Regions from separate parts of the Mus musculus genome. Here region 2 is linked to region 1. Evidence: chromatin loops called from intact Hi-C (ENCODE). Cell type or tissue: left cerebral cortex. All regions are shown on one strand.

Region 1 (8,000 bases):
GTGACTATTTTCTCATGACTTCGCACATGAGAAGTTACCATTTCAATGGTAATCTAAAGCTGTTCTTTGAATGATTAGCCTTTAACAGTAGGCAGACCTATACAAAGTTATTTCCAAATAGATCTAAGTCCATTTCCCACCTTCCCCTGGCAATGTCCTTAGCACCTGCCAGCAGGCAAAGCAGCAATGAGCAAGGGGAGGGGAGATCTCCATTCATGTTTCTGCCACAGCATCCTTCACTGACCAGGTGCCAGGATGAATAATGAATGGAGGAAAGAGTTCAAAGTTCAGTCAGGTTTTTCTCATCAATTCAAGCTTCTTTTCTCTAAGATTTGCCTAATCGTATCTTTAATTTTTTTTTGTATGCGTGTGTGCACGAATGAGTATGGATATGTGCACATGAGTGTAAATACCTGGGAAGGCCTCAAAAGGGCATTGGGGCCACTGGAACTGGAGTTACAGGCAGTTGTGAGCCCATTCAACATGGGCGCTGGGAATGGCTCTCGACTTGTTTTTATTAACGTCTACTCTGATACACTGGTTCTGAGGCACCAGGGGCTGAACCTCAAGCCTCTCTTATGTAGGGAACTACTCTACCCTGGCCCTGATGACGCCAACAGTTTGAAGAGGCAGAAGCGGGGAGGGTGGTGACCTTAAATCAATTATCTGAGGTTTTGTTTATAAGCTAGAAACAAAACAAAGTAAACCCAAAGAGAGTAAGTTAATGAAATAGAATAAATTAATAGATGGTTTGAAAATAGAGAAAATGGGGCAGGAGGGGCAGTTGGAGAGGTGGCTCAGTGGTGAAGAACACTTACTATTCTTACAGAAGACCAGGGTTCAATTCCCAGCACCTACACAGCAGCTCACAATAATCTATAAATCCAGTTCCTGGGATCCAATGCCTTCCTTCTTCTGGTCTCTGTAGACACCAGGAACATACAGGGTCTATTACATACATGCAGACAAAACATTCATACAAATAATAAAAAAAAAACTCTTTAAAAAATAGAGAAAATACAAAAAGAAAAAATTAAGGTCTAAAGAAAGTCAAATTCCTTCTTAATTCTAGCAGCAGACCAACAAAAATAATTTTTTAAAAAAACTAGTTATGCTAATAAAAGGTAATGCAAATGACCAATACTAGGAACGGAGGGCTGTGAAGTGATAAAAGAAGATTAGAAGGACTTTATTCATGGCACTAAATCATTCATTACAGCTTATTAGCACTTATGCAAGAGAATGTAATTCCGGAACTAGAATAGCTAAACCTTAAAGAGACTTTCCAAGGTGCTCCTTCCAAGTAAATTCAAGTCCCAGATAGCTTTGTTAATGTGTTTTATTAAACTTTTAACAACAAGAAAAAACATACATTAGCTTTACATAAACTCTTCCAGAAAGTAAATGATTTATTAACGTTTCATGAAGCCAACTTGTTTATGAGGCCAGCATGTCCCTAATGCCAGCCCTAGAGAGAAACAATTGTGTTATTCTTAACAGTGTGCCCTTCAGAAGGAAGTGCCAGGAACAGCTGTGCCCACAGTTATAGGTGACTTTTTAAGAAGCTCTGAATGGAGGGGAAAGAATGAAGTTACAGTGGAGGAGCCATCCATTAAAAGGGAGCCCAACCGAAGGCCCAATGAAGAACTCACACCTAAGGCCATAGCAAATGCTGTAAAACAGCTGGAGTGGACAAGGACTGGGTCTTAAGGATGGGGGTTGGAGAGGCAGAGTGAGGCGTGGCTCAGAGCCTATAAGGAGACTCTGGGCTGACTGCTGGGAGAGGACAGTGTTGAGGTGCAGGCAGACACAGGCGCAGTGTCAAAGGCTAGACCTTGCTTAGTGGAAGGCCCAGTGGTGGAGCTTGCTTCACCGAAATCCCAAATAAACATGTGTACAAGTAGATGCCGAGGATGAAACTCGGTGCTTGCCTAGCGTGTGTGAAGAAGTCCTGGTTGCATCCTGAGCACCACATACACCTGGAGTGGTGATACACACCTGCAACCCCAGCACTTGGGAGTGGAGCAGGAGCGTCAGGAGGTCAGGGTCATCCTGGGCTACATAGTGAGTGAAAGTCCATCCTGGGCTACATGAGACCCTTCTTAAAAAAAAAAAAAGTGTAGCTGGGCAAGGATGGCACACCTGCTTGCACTCAGGAGGCAGAGGCAGGCAGATCTCTGGGTTCAAGGCCAGCCTGGTCTACAGAGTTAGTAGTCCCAGGACAGCCAGGGATATACAGAGAAACTCTGTCTCGGAGAACTAAAAATAGTAATTAATTAAATAAAAAAATGTTTTAAAATGACAAGTCTGTATTGTCAAGAGGGGTTGAGGCAGAGCTCAATAGTACCAGGCCTGGCACGTATGAAGCCCTGCATTCGGTCAGCTGTGGAAGGAGAGAGAGGAAGGAGGAAACTCAGAGGAGAGACAGAAAGAAGAGAAGGAGGACAGACTGCATACAGTTCTGGAAAGCTCTTTGACATTTATGCCCTTTCCAGACAGGATGGCATATTCTGGTAGGTGCAGAACATAAGTTGTAATGATGCCTGTTGGTGTGTTTCAAAGAAAAGTTCATTGCAAACAGGAATCTGATTATTTGAGTTCAATCTATTGGGCACCTTAAAATCAGAATTTGACATATTAGTTAGAATTGAGATAGTTCCCACTCAAAAGCTCTTTGCCACTGGTCTGAAAGTGAGTCTTTGAGTCTTGAACAAAGATTTAGTGGAATGGTTCACACTTACCGGAATTCTGTCAAGCACATTCCAGAAGGAAGAGGGCCCAAGCACTAAATGATCCTTTTATGTTTTAAATTCCAGCCAGGAAGACAAGAGGCAGAGTTCCAGATCCACCATTTAGTGTGTGAATTATGTATGACTTTATATGAGGCTTTCTGAGAGCTTCAAGTTGGTGTCTAACCACTAGAAAGGATGTCACAAAACAAATCTACATCCGTGCTGATAATGGTGACAGCCATCAGCGCTGTGCCACTGATTAAAGAGAAACTTATGAAATTGCTTCTGGTCTCATCGTAGAACAACAGCCAGCATTATTAATGTGTGTGTGTGTGGGGGGGGGGTCTTCCAATATGCCTGGCAGATATCTGAAAGCCTCAATAGTACCATATCCTGAATACTCTGGGTTTCCCCCACACCTACACACCTATGATACAGCTTAATTTCCAAATTAGTCATGGTAAGAGATTAACCATAACTATTAGTTATAAAACACGATAATTACCACAGTCTGCAATCAGAGTTATTTAAAATTTGTGAATTGTTCATTTCTAGAGTTTCCTACTTGAGGGTTTGCCATGGTAACAGAAACAGGAAGGTAACTGTAGCTAAGCATGGGCTCTGTTCATATAGGGCATCAAACAGGCCAGCTCCTGGTGAAGCAAACTGTGTTTTTATCGTTTAGCTACATCTTAGGAGGTGTCTGAACACCACTCCTGACAGTGAGGAGTACCCAAGCAGGATCTCTGTAAGACAACAGAGAGATGGCCCTGATGTGAAGGGGCCTAAATTCTTAGCCCCTCAACACACTCGGCACACACTTGTGAACTTCACAGCAGAGTTCCTCATGATTTAGATGCTGGGGGATCTGTGGGCATTGGGAACTTTAGTATGAAACTCTTGACCATGGCTATAAAGCAAGCCAAGGACACAGTCACCCTGCTGCCTGATGCTCTACAATTGTAAAATGGCCGAAGGGAGCAAAGCCAAGTAGGACAAGAAGTGCCATTTAACCAGATCTAGGCGCATTCGGCTTCTGGTTGTGCTGTGGCAACGCGTGTGCATGTTGAGAGCGTATGGGGCAGGTTCCCAGCTCATACATAGAAATCCTGGGCATAATTTTACGTCTTAGAACAAGGTAAAATTTAGGAGCAGTCCATGACTGTTAACAGCCTTTGGCATAAGGAATAGCCTTTGGCACACTGCCATCTAGTGGCTACAAAGGAAAACTCACAACACAGAAGGAAGGCTTGAGGATTCTGGGTCCTCTCGTTAACTCATTCAGGGGACTTGTGCTGTCTCATTTCGGGTCTCATGAAAAGGCACTCTCCACGTCTAGATGTTGGGCCTGAGGAGAGTGAGCAGCAGGTATCTCATCTCCATCCTGGTGAATCACAGCCTCCACCATAACTGCCGTCTATGTCTCCACTGCAGCCTCCACCATAACTGCCTTCTATGTCTCCACTGCAGCCTCCACCATAACTGCCTTCTATGTCTCCACTGCAGCCTCCACCATAACTGCCTTCTGTCTCCACCACAGGACCCTCCTTACATTCCTGGTCACAACCTGGAGAAGTGTATACTGTTCCTACTCCTTGTACAGAGCAGGAGGGGCAAAATGCCTGTCTTTCTTCAACACCTAATGCCAGCAGGGTTCCTTTGGTCTGTCTGTCTGTATCCCTGAGTTACCTGGGCTTCTAAAGAGCATGAATGTTCTTCATGCCACCAGGGAACAGCAGTCTTTCCCAAGGCAATGCTGGGAAGAGAATGAAGCCAAACCCTCAAGCTTCCCCCTCGCATCCTCCCAGCTACCCCACACTCAGATGGCCTACGTGTCCACAGAGTCTCTTCCCTGTGACAGTGCCGAGCTCCTATAGACTGCTGCAGACAGAGCCTCCCCACTGTGTTTTGTGGGTCCCATAGGCTCATATGTTTGAATGCTTGGTCCCCAGTTGGTGGATCAACATAACAAGAGCCAACGATTGTGTGTAGATGCACATATGTGCGCGCATTGAAGTATGCTTTGCTGAGTTTTCATTTCCAGTATTTCTGAGTTTTCACTCCTAGTCTCGATTACTCTGCTGAATTTCTTAGCCACATTGCTGGCTTTCTTATTCAGGTTTCATGTCGACTTCTCGCCTGCTTATTTATTTGAATAAAGTAACACTTTTTTGGGATTTCGGCATCTCACTGAGAAGCCATGTGCTTTGGATGAGTCGCACTGCCTGCATTTTCATATTTCTTGTGTTTGTGTATTGCAGTTATGCATTGTTTGGAGATGGATCTGTGTTTCAGGGGTCTCCTCACTCTCTTCCCTGCTGTTTACTTTATGAGGTCCTTTGGGAGGCTTCCCTTGGGTTTATGATCCTTACTACCACTTAGAAGGGAGGAAATGGCTGCAGTATTAAAAACTACAATTTGGGAACAATCAAGGTATTAAAGTGTAATAAGCAGGCAGCCAACAGCATTAACTACAACCTCAATAAGGTCAGAAAGAAAGAGCCAAGATACTAAACAGGATAGGCTATGACTCTAAAAGTTAATAAAGGTTGTAATTATTAAGCTGTAAAATAAGAAGTCAAGTGTGGCCATTCATGCTTCTCATCACAGCACTTGAGAGGTTGATCAGGGGTTATAAAGCAAGGTATGCCATTCACACCTATGATCCCAACACTTGGGAGGGTGAAGACGGCCAGCTTGGGTGATATAGCAAAATGCAGCAGCCAGCTGAGCTACACACATAGGGACACTCTCAAACCAAACAAAAGAGAAATGAGCAAGATAACAAATAACTAAAGATTTTAAGCCCACTCCTTGGTAGACAAATCTCTAGGAATCTTGACTTTAGTATTCCTATGGGGTAAAGAAGTCAGAAATAAATATAAGTCTTTGGAGAAGGCTCGGTGAGTAAAAGTACTTGCTGTGCAAGCATGAGGACCTAAGTTCAAGTCCCAGGCCCACACAAAAGCTTGATACATACAGTACTTATCATCTCAGTGTGCTCCTAGTGTGAGAGACAATTCCCAGAAGCTCATAGGCCAGCTAGCCTGACCTATATAGAACAACAAAAGAGAATCTGTCTCAAGCAAAAAATGAAGACTCACACCCAAGACCGTCCTCAGCCCATAATCAAGCAGTGGGTACCTGCATGTTCACATGTGGATATATACATACGTGTGTGTGTGTGTGTGTGTGTGTGTGTATTATGTATGTAGATGTATACATACACACACACATTTAAAGAAAGAAAAAATTGTTTAAAGCAATGGATGAAAAATTGGTTTCTCTTGTATGTGTGACAATGGTCCACTAACATCTCATTTTGAGAACTGCAGTAAACTATTCATTTGCAAATGTATGTATGTTGATGACATTGTTTCAGAAAAACACTATTTTCAGAAGGATGCAAGAAGGGGAAAAGAGAGATTCTGGATGGTTCCAACCTGTGTGAGTATTAACTGAGAAGATATTTCAGCCAAACGTGCAAATATTAAAGAAAACATGTCCATCAGATTCCTAGAAGAAAGAAGACGCTAAGCTCTGGGATCCGTCTCGTTCCAGCTGTTATGACTAGCCTCAGAAAAAGTGTGTAATTAACCCACTGTAAAGGAGAAGATGGGAAGGCTGGCAGCAGTACTTCCACATTACAGAAAGCCAGGTGCAGTTAGAAACCATACTTCTCGGCCACAGAGACCTGACGTCTCTGCGTTTGCAGAAGGCAATGGAGACAAGGTTGCTGCAGCCCACAGAGATGACATTTGTGCCAGCTGGCTCAAGAGGTCTGGCTGAACACTCCAAGCAAATTCTCCATGCAGAAATTTGCACTGGTTTCATAATGGTTAGGTAGGTATCTTGGTTAGTTTTTTTTTTTTTTTTTTTTTTTGTCAACTTGACACCAGCTAGAGTCCCCAAAATGCAAATTTGTAGGACATTTTCTTAATTAAAGATTGATGTGGGAGAGCCCAGCCCACGGGGAACAGAGCTACCCCTGGGCAGATGGTACCTGGTGACAGCCATAAGAAGCAAGCTAGTCTTCCTCCGTGGTTTCTGCTCAATTCCTGCCTTTGGCTTCCTGCCCTGACTTCACCTCATGATGAACTGGAAGCTGGAAGCCAAATAAACTCGGCCCCCGCCACCACCACCCCAAGTTGCTTTTCCGTCCCTTATCAAAGCAAGATAAAGCAAACTAAGGCAGTAGGTGACTCCAGCTCAATAAAGACCTAGTTCTCTGAAGCAAAGGGCTGTGCTGTCACCTCCTCATGACCCATCAGCTCAAACTTCAGCGGGTTACTAACCTGCACGTGGAGCTGCTAGGATTTTAAATCAACGGTTGTTTGGGAAGGTCAAAGCAGAACCAGAGTCAGCAGTCAATGTTTAAACGCAAAATGCTGCTGTTTGCTTCGTCTAGTTGGTGCGTTAACGATGAAAATACTCCGTCAGCACCAGGTAGATTCACCGAAAATCAATTTTGCAAACCTTCTTTACCTCACTGCCATAACTTCTTGCCTGTGTTCTGCCTCTTACTCCGGTCAAGCCCATTGTGGTAAGAAATTGCTGCTTTGCTTGTCAAGAGGTCGTGCTTGCAACGATATTCCAACAGCTTCAATTTACGGAAGGTTTCTGTATTTTTCAAAACATCTAAGTCTCATTTTTATGGCTGTGAGGGTAACTTATTCGCATCAACCCATCGTGCAAAGCGACTTGGTGAATTTTGAAAGTCTTGAGTTTGAGTAACAGGTAAGAGGCGGGCAGTTCACCTGGTCACATGACCTATATGCTCGCCTGGTCACATGACCACTGTGCTCGCCCACTGGACTCAGGTTACTTTTAAGTTTTAAAGGAAAAGGTAACATGGAAATTATGCATTAACGCACACAGCACTGAGTGTCACCAGCCACTAAGTCACAGGAGAACCACAGCCATGGTTCTTCCCTCTACCCTCCGAGAGGCTCCCCCACACCCCGCCCCACCCCCTCTTAGCTCCGCCCCTTTTCCCTGTCCAATCGCAGACCTTCTCTACGCTAATGTAGTTGAGCAGGGAAAATTCTGCAACAAACTACTATAGCGATGGCCTTCCCCTTTCAGGGACCCTTGGGGCGTCTACAACAACCCCTAGAGCGATAACTAAAACCAGGTACTGGGAGTTTTAAACAACAACTCTATGGCTTTTGGTCGCATCTGTTTTTCCCCTTGCAAGATACCCTTTTTGACTCTTTGTGAACTTTGTGCCTTAGACTTACTCTTTAAGGTGCCCTCACATGTCTCTCC
Region 2 (8,000 bases), 160 kb before region 1:
TAAGGGAAATTAAATTTGCAGCCATTTAAAAAATGTCCACGGCCAAATGATTTTAGAAGAGAATTCTACCAAAATGTAAAGAATTAACAATATGTTTACATAATGTGCTCCATAAAACATAAAAGAACAGAATACTTCCCAATTAACTTCATGAGGCGCTAATCATAAAACTAGACTGTAAACAAAGAAAAAAGTAGTAACGTTCCTGTCAGCATCTTTCATGAACTTTGATGTGAAAATCCACAATTTAATCTAAATATGTGTAAATTATCATTAATCTATGTTTGCCCATTGGGATATATACACAGGTGAATTACTTTGATTCTATATCTGAGAACCAATAGATAATAACAATGTGCCTTATGGTAAAATAGAAAAGGTCAAAAACATCTATAAGCCCTGTATCTAGAATTCTTCATGGTGAATGATTTTTTCCCCAGAAGATCGGGAATGAGGTAGGTTGTTTATGTCAGCATTGTTGCCCAACAAAGAGCTTGCAGCCACTGAAATAAGAGAAGTTGGGAAAACATGGAGATATAAAGGAAGAAATCTAATGTGCCTTGTTCTCAGAGACATCATGATTGCCTCTGTAGGAGAATCCTACATGTGATAAGTAAGGTCTGAATGGTCACAATGATCAAGCTCTATTTGTAAGTTTTTTAAGATATATATTTTATAAGTGTGTATCTGTGTGAGGATCTATGCACCTGTTTACAGTACCAACAAGGTCAGAGGAGCGTGTGAGATCCCCTGAAGCTGGGGTCACAGGTACTTCTGGGCTGCTGGTCGTGGGTGCTATACTGAACTCCAGTCCTCTGGATGAGGAAGAGTGCTTTTAACAGCTGAGCCCTTTCTTCAGCCCAAACATGGAAATTTTAATTGTGTCTCTATACATCTAACAGCGATCATATGGAAACCAAAATTTTAAATGAGATAACATTTACAGACACCTCCATAAAGAAAAGAGAAGAAAAGAAAAGGTAGAAAAAGAAAAAAAGAAAAATCCTTAGGTATAAATCTAAGCCAATCCTAAAATGAAAATTAAAAATAAATGGAGGCATATGTAATAAGAGATACACTATACTCAAAAAGAAGCAATGTTAAAAGAGAAAAAAAATCTTTCTCCCAAATCAATCTATAGTTGATGCAATTTCTAACAAAATTCTAGTGTGTGTGTATGTGTGTGTGTGTGTGTGTGTGTGTGAGAAAGCTTTCTCTGTAGTGTATGTGGAATGGCTAGAGCAATCCTTAAGAAAAGAAGAATTAAGTGAGAAGAACACTTAACCTAGTACAAAGGCTGACAACTCAGCTGTGAGACAGCACAGCACTGGTGAAGGTTAGGTAGGCACACAGGCTGATGGAGCAGGATGCAGACCACGAAGCAGAGCCACATAAATCGACCACCTGGGTTTCATTGTTACTGTAACAACCACACACACACACACACACACACACACACACACACACGTAAATAAATAAACAAATATACTCTTAAAACTGGGGGTAATTGTCAACACTTAGGGTTAGACGAGTTCTCTGGCTTAATACCAAAATGAAAGATTGGTAAACTGCATCTGTCTCATCTAGTCTGGAAATTTCTGTTCTGCAAATTCCTGAAAAGAGGCTCCACAGACAAGCCTGGGACTCAGGCAAAACATGTGCGAACTTCTTACAGAGGACCTATTCTAGACTCTTCTTCATGCACAAAGAACTCTTCTTGCATGGCATGACCGAGGCACTGGGTTCAGGCCTAAGTGCTGAAACCAAACAAATGAACAGACAAACCAGACACTCTAAATGGGATGTGGGCAAAAGATGTGAACAGATATTTTATTTTTTAAAAAGTGTACAGCAAAACTAAATCGTTGTTTAAAAAAGCATGTTCACTGTCATTAGCACTCAGGGAAATGTGCGTTTTCTTGAGCGATTACTACATCTGTCAGAACAGCTAAAGCACCAAATACTGACCATACTACGTGCTGATAAGTGGGACCACAAACTACCACTGTGCATGTCGAGCAGTGCGGGTGTTCAACAAGACATCCACAGTGTCTTATATGAATACACAGCCCTGCAATTACTTTCCTGGGTGTCTATTCCCAAGAAATGCTATGTTCCCACATAAACCTGCAGAGCAGTGTTTATAAAATCATTATCCATAAACAAAATAGAGAAACAGCCCTTGAAGGGTGTGCTTCCCCGTGTCACAGTTAAACACTGACCCCTGGATGACCCTGAATGACCCAGGAGACCCTCAGGCCATAAAAGCAATCCATTGACCAACTATTAACCGTGGTAAGTAGGATGGAATTCCAGGAAATAACATTGGGTTGTTTTTCTTTTCTTTTCTCCAATGAAAGGACAAAGAAAAAGACTACATGACTATGTAATTCCATTTATTCAACAATCTTAAAATGACAAAACTTGGAGTGAGGAGTGTTCTCTGGGGTTGCTTGTCAGAGAGAAAGAGAGACTTTGCTGTGTCAGCAGTGGTGTTATCTACCCAAAATTGCATGTGTGAATAAAAGAAGTACAGGTGTAATTACAGGTGGGGGGCGGGGTGCATCAGTGCTCAACTGATATCCAGTGATAGGGTATTGTTTGTACTTTCAACAATTGTTAGTTAGGGGCTTAGGGGCTGTAACTCAGTTAATAGAGTTCTTACTAACCACCAAGAAGCCCTGGGCTCAATCCTCAACACCATGCACACAGGCCTGGTAGTGCAAGCCTGTAATCCCAGCTCTCAGGTGCAGGTGCGGGGGCGGGGGGGGGGGCGGTGCGGGGAGGGGCAGAAGTTCAAGGACATCCTAGACTACCTGTTAAATTCGAGGTCAACCTGGGCAATGAGACCCTGTTTCGGAAAGAAAACAGCATTAAAAAAAAAAAGCGCGTGGGGTGAGTTATTTCTTAGAACTGCATGTGAATCTACGATTCTCTCAAAATCCTCTGGTCTGATTTCCTAACGGTATGAATGCTACTGGACTGTATGTAGTCTTACATGCCTTGAAACATACAAAGACAAGGGACAGGTGATTGTTTCTTAAATTTGGGGACACTACCTCTCTTAAGTGCCATTCCCTCACGTTGCTGTCAGGGACTGCGGGAGTGTTGGATTTGGGAGTGGGCGAGGAGAATTCAGGGCCTGGCCTCGCTGCGATCAGGTGTGTGTAGAGGTGGGCGTTGATGTGAGCGAGAGGCAAAGCCCAGAAAGAATGCGACAAGGCAAAGCATGCCGTCCTGTCAAAGAAGGAACCATGCAGAATGCCAGTTGGAGAAGGATTTAGAGGAGGGTGCTGGAGCCTCGGGGACGCCCTCCCGTGCACCTTTCAGGAGGTGATGGGCGGCGAACGAACCTCCCCGGAGCAGTAACCGAACCCCGCCACGCACGGAACCAGGTGAGTGCTGGACCCAGAGCGGAGGTGAGGCCTCCCGGCGACCGCCGCAAGCGTGCTGGGCAGCGTGGTTCGCAGAGGCGGCGCCGGGTCTCGGAAGCTGCGGCGGAGACGCCAAGGAGGCTGAGAGTGCGGAGAGGGTGGGGCGTTGCGGAGATCCCGCCGGCGCCAGCCGAGGAGCAGCGGCTGGCTGAGGGCGCGCTCACCCAGGCACGTGGGTGTGGAGCCACCGGCGCCGCCCGGCCTGCGCTCTGCAGCACCGCAGCGCGGGTGCAGGCGCGGGAGCAACCGCGCTGGGGAGGGCTGGGACGCGCCACATCCTGGCCCGACGCCTGGAGGCGCTCTCCACGCGCGTCCTTTCCCCGCTGCCCGGGCCTCCTTGAATCTCCCGAGTGGGAAACCGGAAAGCTGGAGGCTTTGTCCAAGGGTGGTTGGGGACACTGGAGCTTCCAAACCTTTCGCCCACACCCCTGACTAGGGATGACGGGGCAGAGACATATGGACATTGACCTGCCTACGGAGCACATTAGGGGTTTGCGGGGACTCTACCCACAACTGAGCCCGGGACCTTGGAGGAGTAGTCAGGTTCCACGTTGGTGGACCCCGAGCCGGGGCAGCAGCGGATCGCCGTCGTGGGTTCCCCGCAACGGCTGCGCCCAGCCCTGGGCAGCCACGCGCGCCTAGTGGGGGTGCAGCAGAGTGCGCTGGGGACGAAGATGGTGGGCGGGCGTGAGGTGAACAGCCAACAGGGGTGGGGGTGGGGTGGAACGGCAGAAAGCATGAGAAGGTAGCGGTCCCACTGTTGCAGCAACCCTGCGGTAGGCGGGAACGAGACGACAGGATCAATGTGGTGCCTGCCAGGCGCACAGCGGACCGGACAGGCAGGCCTTGGTCCGCTCTAGTAATGAGCAGAGGGGAGACTGCCGACTCAGAATCTTACTGGTGCTGGCCAGTGTGCAGGGATTTAGCCACAGGAACTTGGAGGAAGGAAAGAGAGGGGGACCGTGCCTGGCCTATAGAAGGGGATGATGACGCTTAGCGCAGCTCTTGAGGACATGCCTGCAGACAGGGAGCCTCCGAAATCCTTTTCACCCTGGGACCCCAAACCTGCCATTTGTCCCATTCCACCACGCCCTCTTCGTAGCTTCCCAAGATTGACCCGTCGATACTTCCAGATCCCTTTTAGATTGAAAATCAGGTCAGATTCTGCACTTTATCAACATGCCCCACCCCTGTCGCCATTAAGCAGCTTCTCACAACCCTGAGGTGTGGTCACTCCGAAGGCACAGTTCCACAGACCTCTGACCGCGCCGCAGGAGGACGCTGAAAGCAAATGCTCTGCAGCGACTTGTCCTGTTCAATATCATCCCCATTCATCCCGGCTGTTGTGTGTTTTCTCAACAGGGCGTGACCCTGTAGACAAGCAGGGCTCGAAGTCAGGGACCTACCCCAATTCAGACACTGTCGCGAACACTCCCTACACTACAAGGCGTGTCAGTCTCTGCATCAGCCACTCTGGGCTGCCTCTCTCAATGGTACTCAAGGGTCGGACACGTGAAAGTCCAGGATCTGATACCACACATCTCCAGCTGTGCCGGACCCAACGTGTGTGTGTGTGTGTGTGTGTGTGTGTGTGTGTGTGTGTGTTGCATTTAACTCCACCATCATTCCCAGATATGCAACATAAAGCATTGAAGGGAGAGGGAGGCAAAAACAAAAAAATTAGGATCTACAGTTTCAAGTTCAAAATCACAACCTTGAGACTCTGAAGGAGTATTCACCTCCTTCCTGTCTAGGCTACCGGATATCATATCTTTGAATACACGCCAGACCCTCAGGAATTATCTCTTCGGGCGATGCCACAAGTGAGCAGTATTCTCTCAACTTCCCAGATCCTTGCTAAAAAGGTGTGTGTGTGTGTGTGTGTGTGTGTGTGTGTGTGTGTGTGTGTGTGTAGTGGATTATTTTCCCCCTTTTATATATAGTGTAGTTTTGAGAAGGGCAGCGAGGCATCTGCTTGGAAAATAATATACTTCTTAATTTGACAGGCCCCTCTCTCCCATGGTAGCTTTTCGGAGTCCTCCAAAGTTCTGTCTAGCGTTGGTGCCCGAAGCTTTGCATGCAGTTAAGCTTCCTACTAAGCAAACCTGCTGGACATTTGTCCTGTGCCCAGGGAAGCACACAAGTGTCATGAAGGGGTTGGGGAAAGACCCTCTGGGTTAAGGGAGGCGTTGCTTCGCGGGTAGAGGTTGAGAGGGAAGTTGGAGTGCAATGGGACCATTAAGTCCCACCTTCTTCCCCCATCTGTGCTTTGGACTATGCGGTTTCTGCCTTGGCCAAAAACCGCATCCACGTCCAAATACAGTACAAAACTCTCTTGGACAGAAGTTAGAAAGAAGCCAGTGTAGAGAGAGACAGTTTGCTTCTAATAATCTCATAAGAATGCCCACAGTATGGCCCAAGTGGCGAGCAGATTCACGGTCCCCATGTGCTGCTGGGGTTGTCGCAGACGCGTCCACGGGCGTCGCAGCGGACGTGACACCGCATTTTCTCTGAATTCCTGCCATCTAGGATGGTGCAACCAAGGGAGGGGGTCATGGGGAAGCAGAGTGCAAGGCTGCAGAATCCGTTCTCTGCAGAGAACTGGAGCGAGCATGGAACAGCGCAACTCCGAGGGCGTTCACATTCGAGAGAAAAGCAACGCCCGGTCGTGGGTGGTTAATTGCCGGCTTCCCACAACCATGAGGCACGTCCCTGGCGGCGTCACTACCTTATGTTTTAATTTGACCTTTATTGGATCTTTGCTCCCCTGGGCTGAGGACTGGACTTGCACTCAGAAGACCACTGCCCTCTCTGGGGAGGGTGGGCCTTCTACTGCGGTTCCCTTCTCCTGAGGGAGCCTGTTCGAGTTCAGAACCTTGTAGACCTTGGAGTTATCAGGCATTCCCGGGCGTGGTCTAGTCGTGGGTTGCGGGGTTTTCTAGCCTTGGAACTGGGCGGTGTCTGCAATGCATCGCATCGCCTTAAGCTGTTCTCGGGTACTCACTCTCGCCGGTGCGCAGAAAGAGACAGAGAGGGGAGGGGTCACGCTTGACTATGAAGTGCCGGTGGGGTCTATTCAGAGTGTCAGTGTGTGTGTGTGGGGGGGGGGGGGGCTGCAGCAGAGGAGGGAGGGTTCTACTGCCAAGGGCAGGGCGGAGGACTGTGAAGGCCGGTTGGTAGTGTGAATGCCTTCCCAGGTTCAGCTGCGGTGATCACCCGGCACTGCAGCTAAAGGAGCTGGTTGCACCTTGCGTGCTCCCCCGCCTTCCCTGTGTTCCCCGGCTTTTCCGGGAGGAAAGATGGGGTGCCCATAGCGGGTGGGGCGCGCCGGCTGCCCAGTCGGGCGGTCACGTGTCCCCCTCCCCCTCCTACTGCAGCGGGAGTTCCAATCAGAGCGCGCCAGGGGGCTCCTCCCGGGCAGGAACCACCGGGCTCCGCGGCGCGGGGTGGGCCGCCATCACCTGACCGCCCGCCCCCGCCCCCCGCGAGTAAGGGGCGGTGGTAGCGTCTGCTCGGTTACAAATGGCCCCTCCCGCCCCGCTCGCCCGCTCGCTCGAGCTCGGCGCGGACCCGCCCGGGAGCGCTCCTCGCAGCAGCTGCCCGGGTTCCCACCGCCCTACCGGGCGCGAGCGATCAGACTACCTCGGAGGGCGCGCTCAGACACCCAGATGTCCGGCCACCTCAGTGGGTACCCTCGGCACCCTGTGATCCGACCACCCGCGGAGGCGCGCTAGCCCTCTGGGTGGGCGTGCTGGGCTTCTCTGCGGCGGAAGTCTGGACCACAGATTGTGACTTCTTTTCTAGCAGTAGGTGAGTGCCCAGCGGGAGCGCAGGCATGGGATGCCCTCCTACTGTGTGGGAACCCCGGGATCCTCTAGGGCACAGGAGGTTTGGTGTAATGACTAAGTCAAGCTTGCAGAACAAGTCCGAAGTCACTCGCCTTCTGGGCCTCTTTTTCGAGTTTCCCCAGTCCCTGGTTTGGGAAAGCGCTTTGATTTGAGGAATTCTTGTCTTGAGATACTTGACAAAGGTTGAAAAGACACTCAGATAGGAGCCGGGAGCTCTAGCTAGCTGGCGCAGGCTGGGTACACCCGGCGTGTTTGAATGTGGGGGGCGGGGGCCCTTTTGAGAATCAGCCCTGGGTAGGGCTAGGGCGAAGCCTCTGCGTTGGTCCCGTCACTCTGTCCCCAAAAGCCACTTGAAATGCCAAGGAGAGAAGAAACAGTGGCTGTAGATGTTGCTAACCAGCTAACCCCCTCCGTTTCTGATCTACCCCTGTGCTGCAGGTTATTCTGCCAAGGATGTGTGAGACTTGGAAGCGCCTAGGATACACCATTTTTACTTTATGACTTTTTGGCAGAAAATATGCGTTAAAGTGTTGAATTACGAGGGAAGATGGAGAAAATAACTTAATTCGCGTTTTTGTAAAGTTTTTGTTTTAAATGCAAGGCAGTAGAGATGTAGGTATTTGAGTCATATTTTGCGACTATACTTTTGGCTTTATGGTCCATATGTTCCTTATAACCTTTCAAACAAAACCCTAGGGAAAAAAATAGAAATAAATAA

Evidence for each region. Hi-C counts contacts between places; a loop is a spot of excess contacts. Peaks named below come from ENCODE experiments on the same cell type or tissue, not always from the same donor. Only the 100,000 strongest peaks of a DNase experiment are listed, where the experiment ranks them.
Region 2: a loop joins it to region 1, with 4 times the contacts of the local background. A loop is called at or near these places in 3 of 42 quality-filtered maps.

What each region holds. Positions count from the first base shown.
Region 1 is chr9:122,725,809-122,733,808 of GRCm38, forward strand. No RefSeq gene overlaps it. Among named protein-coding and RNA genes, the nearest start is that of Gm51699, 9.2 kb to the right of the region's middle. In left cerebral cortex, a CTCF peak has its summit at 3,942 (motif pointing left); a DNase peak (open chromatin) is centred at 3,926.
Region 2 is chr9:122,565,521-122,573,520 of GRCm38, forward strand. 9530059O14Rik (RIKEN cDNA 9530059O14 gene) reads left to right here and starts at 6,981. Exons shown (of 2, transcript NR_015610.2): 1 at 6,981-7,244. In left cerebral cortex, CTCF peaks have their summits at 3,729 and 6,841; DNase peaks (open chromatin) are centred at 3,245, 3,652, 6,116, 6,303 and 2 more places; H3K4me3 peaks cover 3,609 bases; H3K27ac peaks cover 3,101 bases.